2 separate regions of the Homo sapiens genome follow, and region 2 is linked to region 1. A link is a loop called in an ENCODE intact Hi-C map of the cell type or tissue named here. Cell type or tissue: mammary epithelial cell. All regions are shown on one strand.

Region 1 (8,000 bases):
ATAATGATTTTTCTCTTCTAATTTGTTGGCATAATAAATTACTAAATTTTCTTGAGCCATCCTTGCATTCTTAATAAACTTAATTGCAGACTGCTGTATCAATATATTATTGGTTCTTTTTAGCTAATAGTATAGTTTGAATTTTCACATCTATAGTCAAAAGAAAAATAGGTCTTTTTAAATTTGTTTTTTCTATTTGGGTCATATTACTTTCAAAAAATGAGTATGGGAACTAATTGGGAAACCTAGCTACTTTTTCTATGCTCTGAAATATTTTACATAATATAGCAATTCAGCATTTTTTGAAGGCTACCAAAATTCAGCTCCAAAAGCATCTAGATCAGGTTCTTTCTAGTGGTATATTTTAGTAATTTTTAAATATTTCATCTTATAGTCTGCAGGTTTTCTACCTCCTCTTCTGCAAATTTTGGTCTTTTGTATTTTGGTAAAATTGATCCATTTTTCCTATATTTTCACATGTATTACTTTAGAGTAGCATAAATTGTTCTCTATATAATTCTTTTATATCTTTAACTTTGGTTAATGCTTTCATTTGTACATTCATGTTTCCACCCACCTATTTACTAACTATTCAATCCCTTTACTCACCTATCCATTCACTCAACACATATGCAAATACCCAATCCCCACTCACCTATCCCTCCTTTCCTTCCACTGACACACTTTTCAACTTAGCTATTTGCCTACTCCATATGTCTATCCACTTACTTTTCTTACTCATCTTTCTTCTACAGACCCACTTGCCCATCTAGCCTTTAATTCATCTTCCTATTATTGACCTCTCTCTTCCCCCTTTCTCTGCACACACACACATGCACACACTCTTTCATACCCATCAAAATACATATTCATCATTTCTATACCTAACTCCCTCCATCCCCCTACCAATGCACTCTTCCACCTTTCATTCAAACAGCCTCCATCAATAGGCCCACATATCCCATCACTACCCTATCCATCTTTATATTCAATCCAATCCACTTATTCACCCAATCATCCACCCATCCATAATCCATGCATTCATGTACCCAAACATCCATGCTTTCCTCACTAATCCCTCTCCCTGCTCAACCATCTTCCCACTTATCACACTCTACCAGCCACCCATCCATCCACATAGCTACCTACCTATTCACACACCTACCAATCCCCCCCACCTACCTTGCTCTTCCAGCAAGATGTACTGAGTGTTTATTTGGGGCCTATTCATGTTTTAAGCACTGCGTTCTAGACACAGACCTGTTTAATGGAGTTCAGAGCTTACTTGGGGGAGCAAACATGTAACTTAGTAATAGAGTTAGAGGCAGAGGGAACAACATAGGAAGCCAGTGACAGAGAATCAGTCCATGTGACAGATCTTGGGCTAATGAAAAAGCAGGAGGTGCCAGGTAGAGGCTGATCTTGTTGGTTCTCGTTGGAGTCCCCTGTTCTAAGCACAGGATTGTTCCTGGGAGAGAATTGGCCTGGAGGCAGAGGTAGGGCACCATGCCCTCAATGAGAAAGGATGAAGAAAGGAGAGGCAAAACCCCAGGTGGGTCCTTACCCAGCCTTCTCCAAGAAATTATTGGAGAGAAGGGGCCAAAACCATGATTTATCCCAAGTCCCAAAGACATAAATTTTATTTCACCTGCTTGGAAAGTGAGATGCTTGGATGGGCCTGAAAATTAGGCAAGACAGAATGGAATGAAGCAACCAGAAAGATAGTTAATTTATTTTCAATAAAATTTACGAAAAAATGCAGCCTTAATTGGGGACCCTGGGTACCATTTAGAAATTTACTGACTTTGGTGAGCCAAGTTTGCGCCACTGCACTCCAGCCTGGGTGACAGAGTGAGACTCCGTTTCAAAAAAAAAAAAAGAAATTTACTGACTTTCACTTTGTGGGTGTTCAGCCTCTGTCTCCACTAAAGACATTACTTCATTCCTTTAGACTCACCCTTCCTCTCTACCTTCAACTCTACAAGAAAATATTATATCCACACCAACATCAAAACATGCCCTGGTGTCCTCTGGCAAGAACTTGTGTGCTCAGCTCCCTCTTAATCTTATTTCTGACACTCACTTGCTGGGTGACATTTAGTCAGCATCCTCACTTCTCTGGGCCTTATGATTCCCATCTATAAATTGAGAAATAGGGCTTGATGGTCCCTCAGAGCCCTTCCACTTAGATATTCCAGTTTTCACTCTCTCCTGGGCTGAGTTTGTGAGAATATGGGAAATGAAATGAGTGAAACAGCACTGCTTACGACGTCTTACTCATTCATTAGAAATTCTAGCCAGGCACGGTGGCTCATGCCTGTAATCCCAACACTTTGGGAGGCTTAGGTGGGCAAATTGCTTGAGGCCAGGAGGTGGAGACCAGCCTGGCCAAGGGCGATACGTCATCTCTACTAAATATACAAAAATTAGCTGTGCATGGTGGTGCATGCCTGTAATCCCAGCTACTTGGGAGGTCGAGGCACGAATTGCTTGAACCGGGAAGGTGGAGATTGCAGTGAGCCGAGATTGTGCCACTGCACTCCAGCCTGGATGACAGAGCAAGAATGTTTTTAAAGAAAAAAAAGAAAAGAAAAGAAAAGAAAGGAAAGGAAAGGAAAGGAAAGGAGAAGAGAAGAGAAGAGGAAAGGAAAGGAAAGGAAAGGAAAAGAGAAGAAAAGAAAAGAAGAAAAAAGAAAAGAAAAATTTGATTCGGTAGTCTCTTCAAGTGAGATTGTCAAGTTGGTGGCATGGGATTCTTACGGCGGCTGTCTGTGATCCTAAATTTTGTGACCATATAGTCACTCTCTGATAATAAGGCTGTCTTTGTCTGGCCTCTGTCTGTCATGTAGGAAAATTTGGAGAACAAACTTGGCCCAAAAGGGTAACTCCTAGTTAGAGAAGAAAACGGGAGCCCTCGGGATAACATTTACTCTGTAAAGAGTGTCTCTCTTCTTCCCAGGACTGGCTGAGTGGCCAGTGTAGATTCCATGGCTGTAGGAAAGGAAAGCTGTCCAAGTTCCCCAGCACCTCTTTCCCACAGCTCCTCTAGCAGCCCAGTTAGAATCCCCAAAGTCTGCTGTGTTACTGAACTTTATTCCACTGCAGTCTCCCAGGCAAGTCCCTTCACTTCATAGTTCCTCAGACATCAAGGAGCTGGCAGTGATGATAAAGGCTCCCTCTAAGCTCTGATATCCTCTCTTGCTCTCAGAGCAACAAAACTTTGAGAAACATTCTCTGAAGACTCTGCTATCAGCCTGATTCCTCCCCTACACCCTGCTCTGTGGCAAATCTGTATTCTTTGGCCTTAGTCAACGAATATGAGTGAACCAAAGATACAATAAAAGACAGAAGGATGGGAGGAAACTGTGGGAGAGGGAGAAAGGAACACAGAGACCATGGGGAAAGAGAAACAGTAGACTTAGGCACAGAGAGGCACAGATAAACAATGAGATACCAAGAGACCGACAGAGACACATTGTCAGAGACAAGCAGAAGGAGTGTGCTAGTAAGTGTGCACGTACGATGGAAAATGAATGAAGAATGAGGACATTCCACCACTCTCCAAGTTATCAAGATGAAGACCCAAGATGGTGGCATTCACTCTGAAGGTAGCCTGGAAAGTGGGAGACACGCTTTGCCCACTCCCTGTGGTTGACTAGAGCCCCCAGCCCAGTGCAGCCTAGGGGTGTAAGGATCAAGATCCATTCAATAAGAGACCCTTCCTCCCAAGCTGTGAGCTGTGGGTGCCAGTTAGTCCCATTTGTGACCTTGGGAACTTAGTGTTCCCAGCAAGAAAGGGGGTGGCTGGCTTGTCTCCAGTTCTTATATCCAAGGTGCAGCAGCTGAGCATTCCAAATTCGGGAACCACCAGAAAGGCTGGCCTCTCTTCAACATGGGATCTTCTGGACTTTTGAGCCTCCTGGTGCTATTCGTCCTCTTAGCGAATGTCCAGGGACCTGGTCTGACTGATTGGTTATTTCCCAGTAAGTATTGGCCTCAGCCCTTACCCTAGAGAGAGGGGAGTTTGCTGGGAGGAAGGAACAGGGAAGAACTCTTCAGATGTGGGTTGCTTTCCACCATCTTAGCCCAGGTCCCGGGTTGGGAGAGGAGAGAGATATTTGTAAGATCCCTCCTGTGTAAGATTCCTTCTGGGAATGCAGTAACCCCAACTTAGGCAATCCCCACTTTCAGCTCCTTTGAAGTGGAGGGTCTTTATCAAGCAGGTGGAGGAGAGTCACAGGATCTAGCTTTCAGGGGAGTCGCTACAGGAATCCGGGAAACCAAGGGACCTTCTCCTTACCCCACAAGCAAAACAGGCCCCTTCCTTGAGGCATCATCTCTATCCACTCTTGGTTCTTTCAAATGTAGTCCCATAAAGTGTCCCTGTATCCCTAGGGGTTCCCTAACTTTGAGATAAAGGACAGCATCCAGAAGTCTCTTTAAACTTAAGACACATTAGTTGTGGAATATTAATTCCATGACTATAATGTAACAATGATCATTGGTATCATTTGCTGAACACTCAGGAAGTAAGGATTTCTGAAAAGGGATTTCTAAAACAACAGAGGGATCTGGAATCAGACTTAGTGGGTTCAAATCTTGGTAGCCCTGTAATCTTGGGCAAGTTACTTAAATTTCATGGGTCTCAGTTTCCGCATGTGTAAAATGGGGATATTAATAGAACTTCCTTCATAGAGCAATTATAAAGATTAAATGAGATCATACATTTAAAATGCTTAGAAGAGTGCTCGGCTTATGGTAAATACTTAGCAAATGTTAGATAATATGACTGTGCATCAGTTACTTTGATTAGGGCTTTATATACTTTGTCTCATTGTTTTCTCACAAAATCCGTAAGGGCAAAATGATTTTACAGATGATGAAACCAAGGTTCAGAGAGGGTCAGAATTCAGACCAAGTCAGAATTCAAAATCTAAACTGGCTCCGGGGTAAGTGATACTAATTGCTGTATAATACTACCACCTAGAGGAACTTCCAAACATGGATTCCTCAACAAGGCCAAAAAGACCGCATTGGCTTACATCAGTGGCCCACAATGGTGTGATTTTGCCTTCCAGGGGACCTTTGCAGTGCCTGGAGACATTTTCAGTTGTTACAATCAGGGGTGCTACTGGATTCTGATGGGAAGAGGCCTGGGATGCTGCTAAACATCCTACAATCCCCAGTTCAGCCCCCCAAACAAAGAATTATCCAGCCCAAATATCACCAGTGGTTGAGAAATTCTGCCTTAGATGGGATGGAGCTGGGGGGTGGGAATAGAGGGAGGAGAGGTCACTGGGGAGTGGTGGGGGTGTAGGCAGTAGGGAAATGAGTGAGGCTGCCCTGAGGAAAAGAACTCCTGGGGGCAAGCAAACTGAAAGCAAACTTCCCTGACTCTCTAGAATTGCCTTGTGTCTGGCAAAGTGGGGAGACACTATGCTCTCTAAGGCACACGGGTGTAAAACCGCTCTTTCCCTAGGGAGATGTCCCAAAATCAGAGAAGAATGTGAATTCCAAGAAAGGGATGTGTGTACAAAGGACAGACAATGCCAGGACAACAAGAAGTGTTGTGTCTTCAGCTGCGGAAAAAAATGTTTAGATCTCAAACAAGGTAATATTCAGAGCTGCAGAATAACCAACCCCTCCTCCCCCTGTCCTCACCTTCTGCCTTCCTGGACTGGCTTTGTGCCCTGATCGCTGAGGGCTGGTCTCTGGCAAAACTGCTGGACTTGGGAGACCTGCGATTTAGATTCATTACTGTGCCAAATATGGTGTGTGCCATTAGGAATGACCTTATCCTATCAGGTAATGTCTGAGACTCAGTTTCCCAGAACAAATCATTGGTGAATCAGTGGCATTGAATCAGATTCTTTTGGCTATTTGGATACCTGTCACTCTTATAATTTTTTGAGCTCCCAGGTGGCCATCGTTGCCCTAACATATGCTGCAAGTGATAAATTAAGCAATTTATATTTCCCAACTTTTTTGCTATGGAGTGACCACCTCTCTGCCTACACAAATCCAACTTTGCACCAAAACGCCTCTCCTGACTGCTCCAGAACAGAGGGTTTCTCCTTTCTGCTGCATCTTAGTTTCATGCCCATCACCCTGGGATGCAAAAAGACTATCAAAGATTCTGTTTTTATTCATTCAACAAATACTGATTGAGTGCCTCTGAGACCCACAATAGGATTTGGTCTCAGTGTGGTCAGGGGGGTTGGGATTGCCTTCTTTGAGAAAGAAAATCTGGGGTTGAGTTGAGAAAGATGGGTAATGTTTTAGGCAAAAAGTGGGTGGAGGGGTTTTCCAGGCACAGGCAGTAGCATGCACAAAGGCTCAGTGGTGGGGCCTTGGGAGTCCAGAACGCAGAGTGAGCACGAGCATGGTACAAGGAAAACAGATTCTGGGTGGGCAGAGATCAAACAATTCAGGTATGGTGGGCCAGATTAAAGAGTCTTGCCTGGATCCCAAGGGCTATGGCAATCCACCGAGGCGGGGCATCATATGACCAGGTTCATACTACATCTATCGAGTTTAAAATAGGAGGAACAGAGTATCTTAAAGGACTTCAAGATGATAGAAATGGTGGCCGGAACTAGAGGTAGCTGAGGGGATGAAGAAGAGTAGGACCTGCTTGAAAGAAAGAGTAGGACATAGGAGGCAAAGTGAACAGGACTTGACAGAGAAGTAGAGTGGGCAGGTTAGGGGGCTAAGTCACTCATATGCCAGCAGGTAAGGATTCTGAATTCAGCCATCCTGAGTTCAACTCTTACCTCCAGTTTTTACGAGCCTTTTTGTCTTGGATAAATTAACAACTTTCCCTCACTGTGAGTCAGTTTCCTCAGATAATAAAAGGATCAGTGTAAAAGATTATTTTGAGGATCCAATTGATCTGCATGATGTGATTAGAGTTATGCCTGGCACACAGTAGCCACCTGATACCTATTCGCTTATTTGTAATTCTTGGCTAAGGGCTCCTAAATAGCAGAGATCATGCCTTTTCTCTGTTCCTTGAAGCATTGAGCACATAATAGGTGCTCAATGAATAATTTATTCAGTTCAGATCAGGATACATTTCGTTTATCCTCAACGTTCCATAAGGTTCTGTACTGTGCCAGGCTACCTGTTAGGAATTGGGATGCCAAGATGAAAGCAGATACACTAGAAACTCACTCCCTGCTCACTAGAAACTCACAGCCTCAGGGATGAGACTGAAGATATAAACAAATGAAAAATGAATGCACAAGACTCTGAAGCAAGGTGTGGCAGTGAGGAATGTAGAATGGGGTCAAGAGTGACATCACAGCAGTTGATGTCTGAGAAAGGTTTTGAAGTAAGAAGAGTGTCACTGTGAGCAGTGCAAAGGGATGGAGGTATAGAGGTAGCACGGTGTGTTGAGTACTGCTGGAGCATGTGGCTCAAAGGGGTTCTGCGGCAGGAGAGGAGGCCAGCGTCACAGTAGGAGCCAGACAATGAAGGGCCTTGTGGGTCATGGGAGGACATTGTCATAGAGTGAAGGTAGGTCTTCTCTGTGCAATGACATGATAAGCCTGGCTCTCAGATCCATCAGATCCTTCTCTCTGGTGGGAAGCATGAAGGATTGATTGGAGGGGCCAGGAATGGAGGCAGGGGGATCAATCTGAGGTCACCTCAACAGTCCAGGCATGAGACACTGAGGCTTATATTAAAGAGACTGGCAGAGAGGTGAGCTATTAGGAGGTAAAAATCAACAGGATCTAATTGTTTAGCAGTGGAGATTTACCCAAATGGAACTGTGTAAGCATTATTTAGTTGGGACCTGCATTTGTTTGGTAGAGTTGCTATAACAAAGCACCACTGACTGGGAGTCTTAAACAACAGAAATGTATTGTCTCACAGTTCCTCAGGCTAGAAGTCCGAGATCAAGGTGTCAGCATGGTTGGTTCCTTGTCAGGGTTATGGGGAAGAAGCATGTTCCATTGCTCTCCCCTGGCTTCTGGTGCTTTGCTGGCAATCTTTGG
Region 2 (8,000 bases), 420 kb before region 1:
GCACTGGGATTACAGGTGTGAGCGGCTGTGCCTGGCCCTAAAATATTTCAGTATGCAGTCATCATAACAATTACTGGTGAGTTTTGGCCGGGCACAGTGGCTCACGCCTGTAATCTCAGCACTTTGGGAGGCTGAGGCAGATGGATCACAAGGTCAGGAGATCGAGACCATCCTGGCTAACACGGTGAAATCCTGTCTCTACTAAAATACCAAAAAAAAAAAAAATTATTGGTGAGTTTTTTAATACCAATTTTTTGAAATTCATTATTTTACACTTAATTATATCTCAGTTTGGACTAGGCATATTTCAAGGGCTCAATAGCTACATATGGCTGGTGGCAGCTGTTTTGGATAGGGCAGCCGTAGAGTTTGTGGACTTCAATGTTTATTTAAACTTTTTTCTAACTGGCTGTACAGTGTCTGGAGGAAGGGTTGCCTTTTCCCTATTCACATGAAGGTGCTTTATGAGCTAGTGGTAGGTGCCAGGAAGGGTAGAGAAAGAACTTCAGGGGCTCAGGGCAGGAACGCCAAGTCAGCCAGAGGAGATCAGGAGGGCTTTCTGGAGGAGGCATCGCTGTGGGCTTGGAGGAGGAGTATGCAGGGGTAGGGAAGTGAGCTGGGCAAGGGGTCAGGGCTGAAAGGGCAGGTCCCGCCACTCACTGTTCACCAACTTTACTGTCCCCCACAGAGGATAGCGACTATAATCCAGCTGAGGATGAGCCCCGAGGCCGGCAGCTTCGGCTCCAGCGCCCCACCCCCAGTACCCCAAGGCCCCGAAGGAGACCTGGCCGGCCCCGGAAGCTGCCCCGCCTGGAGATCTCAGACCTCCCAGATGGTGAGGCTTGGTCTTGGGAGGGGCTCGTGTGGGTGGGTCAGGAGTGGCCTCTCTCCCTGCTTGTCTCTGTGGAGTTCTGGGGACTGAGTGTGCCCTGCAGGGCAGCTGTCTCAAACCGGGTCACCTGCAGGCCTCCAGGGAAAGGGGAAAGCCCTCAAAGACTCAAGCTCAAGAAACCCTGACTCAGGAAACTCTCTCAGCTTTATGGAAATGCCTTTCACCACAATTTGTCATAGCAAAAGAGAAATTTGGGACTTTATCACTGAATGCGTAAGATAAGTTTTAAATATTACTGAAATGAGAAGAGAGGAATAAGTCTGAGGCCTGGGACTATCAGAGGAGCCCTGGTTCGGAGCATTACTGGCTGGGGACAGAAAGGACCCAGCCGTGGTGTGAGCACCAGCTCTGCCGCCTGCAGTCTGTGTGACTTGGAGCTTAAATCTCCAGTCCCTTTATTTATGCATGGAGGTTATAGCAGCATGCCTTTTAGGATTGCTTAAGGGTTAAATACACACAAAAGAGTACAGTGGCAGCTGTTTATGGTTGGAGAGTTGTTGTATTATTATTATTATTATTATTATTATTATTATTATTATTTTGAGACAGAGTTTCACTCTTGCCCGGGCTGGAGTGCAGCGTCATGATCTCGGCTCACTGCAACCCCTGTCTCCCAGGTTCGAGCAATTCTCGTGCCTCAGCCTTCTGAGTAACTGGGATCACAGGCGCCCACCACCACACCGACTTAATTTTTTTAGTAGAGACAGGGTTTCACCATATTGGCCAGGCTGGTCTCAAACTCCTGACCTCAGGTGATCTGCCCACCTCAGCCTCCCAAAGTGCTGGGATTACAGGCGTGAGCCACCGCACTTGGCCTATTGTATTCTTTAGTCTCTATTTCAAAAAGGCCTTTTTACCGAGGCACATATGTATGGAAAGTTACACATATTCTGCCCAGGTCAATGAGTTTTCACAAGGTGCACACACCTGTGTAACCAAGCACCTGTATAACCCAGTCAAGAAGCAGAACATTACCTGCATTGTCTGTATTGTTAATTTGTCTAGTACATATTTAATATTTAAATACTGTCAATGTTTTTGAAGAGGTAACAGATTTAGATTGTCCAAATGGTTTGCAAGCATGGAAGTCACATCTCCCTCCTTCCCTCCCATCAGCCCTCCAGCTGCCTGACCTCCCTGGGGAATGCCAGTGTTAAAGCACTCCTATTGCTTCCCGAGCCTTAGATTGTTCTGTGAAGTCACCAAAGCCGCCATTCTGGCCTCCCTTGGATAAATGGGGCAAATGAGACTCCGGGAGAGGAATGGCTTTGTCTGTAGGTGCACAGCATGTCAGTGACAGAGCCGTGCCTGGAACCCAGGTCTCCTGACTGGGAGGTCCCAGCTCTCGCCGTTGCTCTAATCCAGGCCAGGTCCTACTGTGCTGACAGAATGTCGGCTGTTGGGCGGTAGTATCCATGCTGCCCTCTAACCACAGGCTGTCTGTGTCATGTGACTCAATGCACCCATCAGTGGTCTGTGATGAGTGGGTGGGAGGATATTTTGGCTGGCCTCTGGCCCACTTGTCCACGTCTGTCCTGGTGTGTCAGTGGCTGGCTTGTGACCTGGCATGTCCGTGGCAGGTGTGGAAGGAGAGCCTCTAGTGAGTTCCCAGAGTGGACAGAGCCCTCCAGAGCCACAGGATCCCGAGGCTCCCAGCTCCTCAGGCCCAGGACACCTGGTGGCCATGGGCAAGGTGAGCAGGACCCCTGTGGAAGCTGGTGTGAGCCAGTCAGATGCAGAGAACGCAGCCCCCTCCTGCCCGGATGAGCATGACACTCTGCCCCGGCGCCGAGGTCGACCTTCCAGGCGCTTCCTAGGCAAGAAATACCGCAAGTATGTGGAGCAGAGGTGAGGGTGGGGCATGCATGTGGTTAAGCCACCAACCCCACCAGACCTTTCCGCCACACTCTCATCCTGCAGGTACTATTACAAGTCGCCCAAACCACTTTTGAGGCCCTTCCTGTGCCGCATCTGTGGTTCTCGCTTTCTGTCCCACGAGGACCTGCGCTTCCACGTCAACTCCCATGAGGCTGGCGATCCCCAGCTCTTCAAGTGCCTGCAGTGCAGCTATCGTTCCCGCCGCTGGTCCTCGCTCAAGGTGCGGGAGCCAAAGAGGCTTGGGGCTCATGGGAGGGTGAAGAAGGCAAGCAGAGGCCAGCTGGTGCCACTGAGGGAGAATGGAGTCACAGAGCATTCTGGGTCACGCTCTCCTGCTGCTCTTCAGAACGCGTGTCTGGCTCACTGGCGTACCGAAGAACGCTCAGCTCCTCAGAGCTTGCGGGAATGTGGGGAGGGGCTGGGAAGGGCTGCCACAGGCGGTTTTGCAGGCGGCACAGTGCACAGTGGCAGCATATCTTCACCACCACAGACGCCATAAAACTGTTTTCATCTGATTCCATGTGTTAGAAAGATTTCCAGCAGATGGCAGTCATGTGTCTCAAGAAAAGGGTTCCTTTTAGGCCAGGTGCAGTGGCTTGCTCCTGTAATCCCAGCACTTTGCGAGGCTGAGGCAGGTGGATCACCTGAGGTCAGGAGTTTGAGACCAGCTTGGCCAACATGGAGAAACCCCATCTCTACTAAAAATACAAAATTAGCTGGGCATGGTGGTGCATGCCTGTAATCCCAACTACTTGGGATGCTGAGGCAGGAGAATCGCTTGAACCCGGGAGGCAGAGGTTGCAGTGAGCCAAGATCACACCATTGCACTCCAGCCTGGGCAACAAGAGCGAAACTCTGTCTCAAAAAAACAAACAAACAAAAAAAAAAAAACGGTTCCTTTTTCTCCTTAACACAAGCTACCATGTGGCCTGCAGCAGCCCTGAGCCTTTTATGCAGTAACTGGATAATTAAATCCTTATTGCAGCCCAATGAGGTCGTAGGTGTCCATAGTCCCATTCTACTGACCCCCAGGAAACTGTGGCTCGGCCTGGCCAATGTGCAAGTTGGCAGCTGTGGGAGAGGGTACTTCCGGGCACGGTGGTCAGAGCGAGCCCCTGTGCTCTGTGCACGCTGTGCTGTGGGCTGTTATGTGGGTTCTGCAGAGAAGATGTCTCGTGACGCAGTGGGAGAGGTGGAGGCTGCGGCGCCATGCTGCCTGGCTTCAGCTCCAAGCTCTGCCATCGCAAGGTCCCTCCACCCTGAGACTCAGGTTCCTTCTTTGTCAAGTTGTGAGCCAGCACAGAGCCTGGCACAGAGTGGGTGCTCTCGCTGGGGACAGTCCCCGGGCCTTCCTAGGTTTTGACCCTTGCGTCGGGGTGTGTTGTCCACATGCCTGTGTTCTGTGAGCTGCTCCCGCAGCAACCCTAAGACTGTGGCCACAGGCATGGTGGGGACGGGGATGGGAGAGGAGGCCAAGCCCCAGCCCACCATCCTTTTGTCTGTCTCCCAGGAGCACATGTTCAACCACGTGGGCAGCAAGCCCTACAAGTGTGACGAGTGCAGCTACACCAGTGTCTACCGGAAGGACGTCATTCGGCACGCCGCTGTGCACAGCCGGGACCGGTCAGTGTGGGGGTGGGAGGGACCTGGGCAAGAGAGGCCAGGTTGGGTGGGGAAGTGGAGGCCCGGGATAACCATGGTTCCCACTTACCGTGCTCCTGCTCTGAGCCAGCCCCATTTGCTGCACACTACAGGCATGAGCAGAAAGGCAGTTCACCCCAGTTCATTTGGCTTAGAACAGGACAGTACCAGGCCTTGAGGTCCCCAGCTCAGCCTCTTACCTCTTGTGAGCTTTAGTTTCTCATCAAACGGGGACAGTTGTTGAAGGGATTGAAGGAAATTGTGTACCTAAAGGAGTTCAGTAAATGATCCAAGATCTTCTGGACTCCAGATCCTACTCATCTCTCACAGGGCTGAGAGTGCACCTGAGACAGAGAAACACAAGTTCTTATGCACCTAATGATTGCTCACAGGATTATAATTCGATCCCGAGCTTCAGGAAGGAGTTCGCTTCATGAGAGGTGGTGTGTGAGCAGAGGTTGGAGACAGATCCCCTGGGACAGTAGCTCCAGCTGTGTGTGTGGAAAAGCCAGCCCAAGATACTTTAAGGTTTCTTTTTTTTAAATGAAAAAAAAAAAAAAAAAAGGTTCTGTGGCTAAGTAAGATTAGTGTAGGTTCACCAGCTTGCAGAGCTGTTCAACACCTCTTTCCTGCAGGATTTCTTAGAGCTTTTATTGACTGATTGACAGGGTCTCACTCTGTCACCCAGTCTGGAATAGAGTGGCACAATTACAGCTCACTGCAGCCTCAACCTCCCAGGCTTAAGCGATCTTTCTGCTTCAGCCTTCCGAGTAGCTGGGACTACAGGTGCTAACCAGCACACCCGGCTAACTTTTTATTATTTACTAATTTTTTTTTGTAGAGACGATGTCTTGTTATGTTGCCCAGGCTGGTCTCAAACTCCGGGCCTTAACTGATCCTTAGAGCTTTTAATATGCAAGTAACATTTTGTGATTGACAGACAGAAAGAATGTACCATTTCACAAATATATTTGAGTGCAGAATATGTTATTTACAGCGTGCCCCTTAGCGTTTTCCCCAGTGAACTCCAGCTGGGGAAGCACTATTCTAAGAGAAAGGGGCCTTGGCAGGGAGTAGGCTCATAGCTGAGGCTGGGTCTGTTCAGTGTGAGAGGGTCTAGAGTGGGCTTGGGGAAGCTCTGGTCTAATTCCTCGGCCTTTTCCCCACAGGAAGAAGAGGCCAGATCCGGTGAGTCTGGCGTGCTGGCCTGGGAAGGGAACCTGCCCGGGGGTTGTTTATGGGGGTGAGGACAAGAGGGGAGGTTTTATCCTCCCTCCTCCACTTCTTTCTCCATCTGGCCCCTTCTTATGCCTTCCTAGACTCCAAAGCTGAGCTCTTTCCCCTGCCCTGTGTGTGGCCGTGTGTACCCCATGCAGAAAAGACTCACGCAGCACATGAAGACGCACAGCACTGAGAAGCCCCACATGTGTGACAAGGTGGGTGGGAGCCAGGGCTGGGGCTGAGAGGAGGGCCTCCCCTGGGTGATGGAGGGTGATCGCCATCTCACTGCTCTCCACCCCTCACAGTGTGGAAAGTCCTTTAAGAAGCGCTACACCTTCAAAATGCACCTGCTCACGCACATCCAGGCTGTTGCCAACCGCAGGTACATCCCCTTGGAGGCCCCTGGGGACGGGAGCAGTCCCCAGCTCATTACTGAGCTTCCCTCCCTCTAACCGCCTCCAGGTTCAAGTGTGAGTTCTGTGAGTTTGTTTGTGAAGACAAGAAGGCACTGCTGAACCACCAGTTGTCCCACGTCAGTGACAAGCCCTTCAAATGCAGCTTTTGTCCCTACCGCACCTTCCGAGAGGACTTCTTGCTGTCCCATGTGGCTGTCAAGCACACAGGTCAGGCTGGACACACCCCAGCCCCACTCACCAGCCCTCAGTGCCCTGTACCCCTGATCAGAGGCTTAGCTCCCATCCTCTTCCTTCCCCCTCGGTAGCCCCAGCCACAGAACAGCCCAAGTCCTTCAAGTGTAAAGAGAATTTCCCATAGGCGTATTCACCCTAACCTGAGCCTGGGTTCCTGCTTGGCTGGTTGTTCTCTGGATGGCTCTGGGCCGGTCGCTTGCCCTCTCCGAGCCTTCCATATTTATGAAATGGGGGAATCAGAGTGCCTGCCATATGGCTATGATGAAAGTAAGTTCCATTTGTTCCTTGAGCCTTGTGTGTGCTGGCACTGGGGCTGGAGAGGAGGCTCTTCCAGACCCTGCCTTGGCAGATGAAGCTGCAGAAGCAACGCCATTGGCTTGGCCCACAGAAGCTGCACTGCAAACATTGTTTCTTTGGTGCCTAGCTCCCTGGTCAGCACACTAGGGGCGATTACAGAAAAGGAGCCAGGGGTTCCCTTAGCCAGAGTCCTGTGATGACCCACAGGAGCTTGTAGTCACATGACTTTGCAAATAGGTAGGCACAGGAAGGCTCTTGAGTGCAGAGGGCGGCCCTGATTCATTTCTGTCCTGGGCCACCAGAATGGACAGTGGCATGTGTTTGCCTACATACGGGAATGAATCGCTGGAAGTCAGTCAGTTGGAGAGATCCTTAGGGTCAAGAAAGGATTCCTGGAGGGGGTAGGCTAGGGACGGGCAGACTTAAGCATGCCCCAACATGTGCCTCCAGGGGCCAAGCCCTTCGCCTGTGAGTACTGCCACTTCAGCACACGGCACAAGAAGAACCTGCGCCTGCACGTACGGTGCCGACACGCAAGCAGCTTCGAGGAATGGGGGAGGCGCCACCCTGAGGAGCCCCCCTCCCGCCGTCGCCCCTTCTTCTCTCTGCAGCAGATTGAGGAGCTGAAGCAGCAGCACAGTGCGGCCCCTGGACCACCTCCCAGTTCCCCAGGACCTCCTGAGGTAAGGTCGGGGCATGGGTCAGGATGACAGAGTGAGGCCGCTTCTCCCAGCCCCAGCATCATTTGCACATTGAGATGCAACAAAATAATCCCTGCCTCTTGAGACTGTGGTAAAAACTCACTGAGTCACACATATGCCAGCCCTAAGCTTAGAGTAAGGGTGGCTTTCTAGTGCTGGTAATAGAGAATGGAAACACCAGTAACTTAACTGTGATCATAGTTTTTATTCTCTCTTATACAAGAATTCCACAGGTCGGCAGTCTAGGGCTGGTGCGGTGATTATACAGTCGTAAGGGAATAAGTTCTCAGTATCTTTGCCCAGTCATCCCAGGCATATGACTTTCATCTTTGTAGTTGCCTCATGGTCCAGTATAGCTGCAGGAGCACCAGCCTTCCCAGCCACATCCCAGGCAGGAAGCAGGAGGAAGGGATGGGGGAGAGGCAAAAAGGATACCTACCATCTATCCATCATTCCTCATGAACTTCACCTGAAGATCGTTGCTTAGTCATGTGGCCACACTTTACCTAGCTGCAAGGGAGGCTGAGAAATGTCTTGGAGCTGGGTACATTGCCACCCTGGTGAAAATCAGAGTTCTGTTAGCAAGAGGGAAGAGGAGGATGGCCTCAGGATAGGTAGCTAGCAGTCTCTGCCACGTGAGCTGACACACTATCCCTGGAAAGATGGACCACATGACTTGCTGGTAGATCACAGGCCCTGGAATCACACAGTCATGGGTTC

Evidence for each region. Peaks named below come from ENCODE experiments on the same cell type or tissue, not always from the same donor. Only the 100,000 strongest peaks of a DNase experiment are listed, where the experiment ranks them.
Region 2: it touches region 1 in a loop (8-fold over the local background); 2 of 110 quality-filtered maps call a loop at or near these places.

Annotation. Positions count from the first base shown.
Region 1 is chr20:45,543,250-45,551,249 of GRCh38, reverse strand. It overlaps EPPIN-WFDC6 (EPPIN-WFDC6 readthrough), which reads left to right and starts at 3,849. Exons shown (of 5, transcript NM_001198986.2): 1 at 3,849-3,983; 2 at 5,480-5,611. The coding sequence starts at 3,893. It overlaps EPPIN (epididymal peptidase inhibitor), which reads left to right and starts at 3,849. Exons shown (of 4, transcript NM_020398.4): 1 at 3,849-3,983; 2 at 5,480-5,611. The coding sequence starts at 3,893. It also overlaps a transcript of WFDC8 not described here. In mammary epithelial cell, a CTCF peak has its summit at 4,999 (motif pointing left); no DNase peak of the experiment used is centred here.
Region 2 is chr20:45,958,463-45,966,462 of GRCh38, reverse strand. It overlaps ZNF335 (zinc finger protein 335), which reads left to right. Exons shown (of 28, transcript NM_022095.4): 7 at 689-835; 8 at 2,473-2,725; 9 at 2,813-2,990; 10 at 4,281-4,393; 11 at 5,581-5,599; 12 at 5,731-5,847; 13 at 5,938-6,014; 14 at 6,095-6,255; 15 at 7,030-7,262. Among named protein-coding and RNA genes, the nearest start is that of ZNF335, 9.7 kb to the left of the region's middle. In mammary epithelial cell, a CTCF peak has its summit at 3,293 (motif pointing right); no DNase peak of the experiment used is centred here.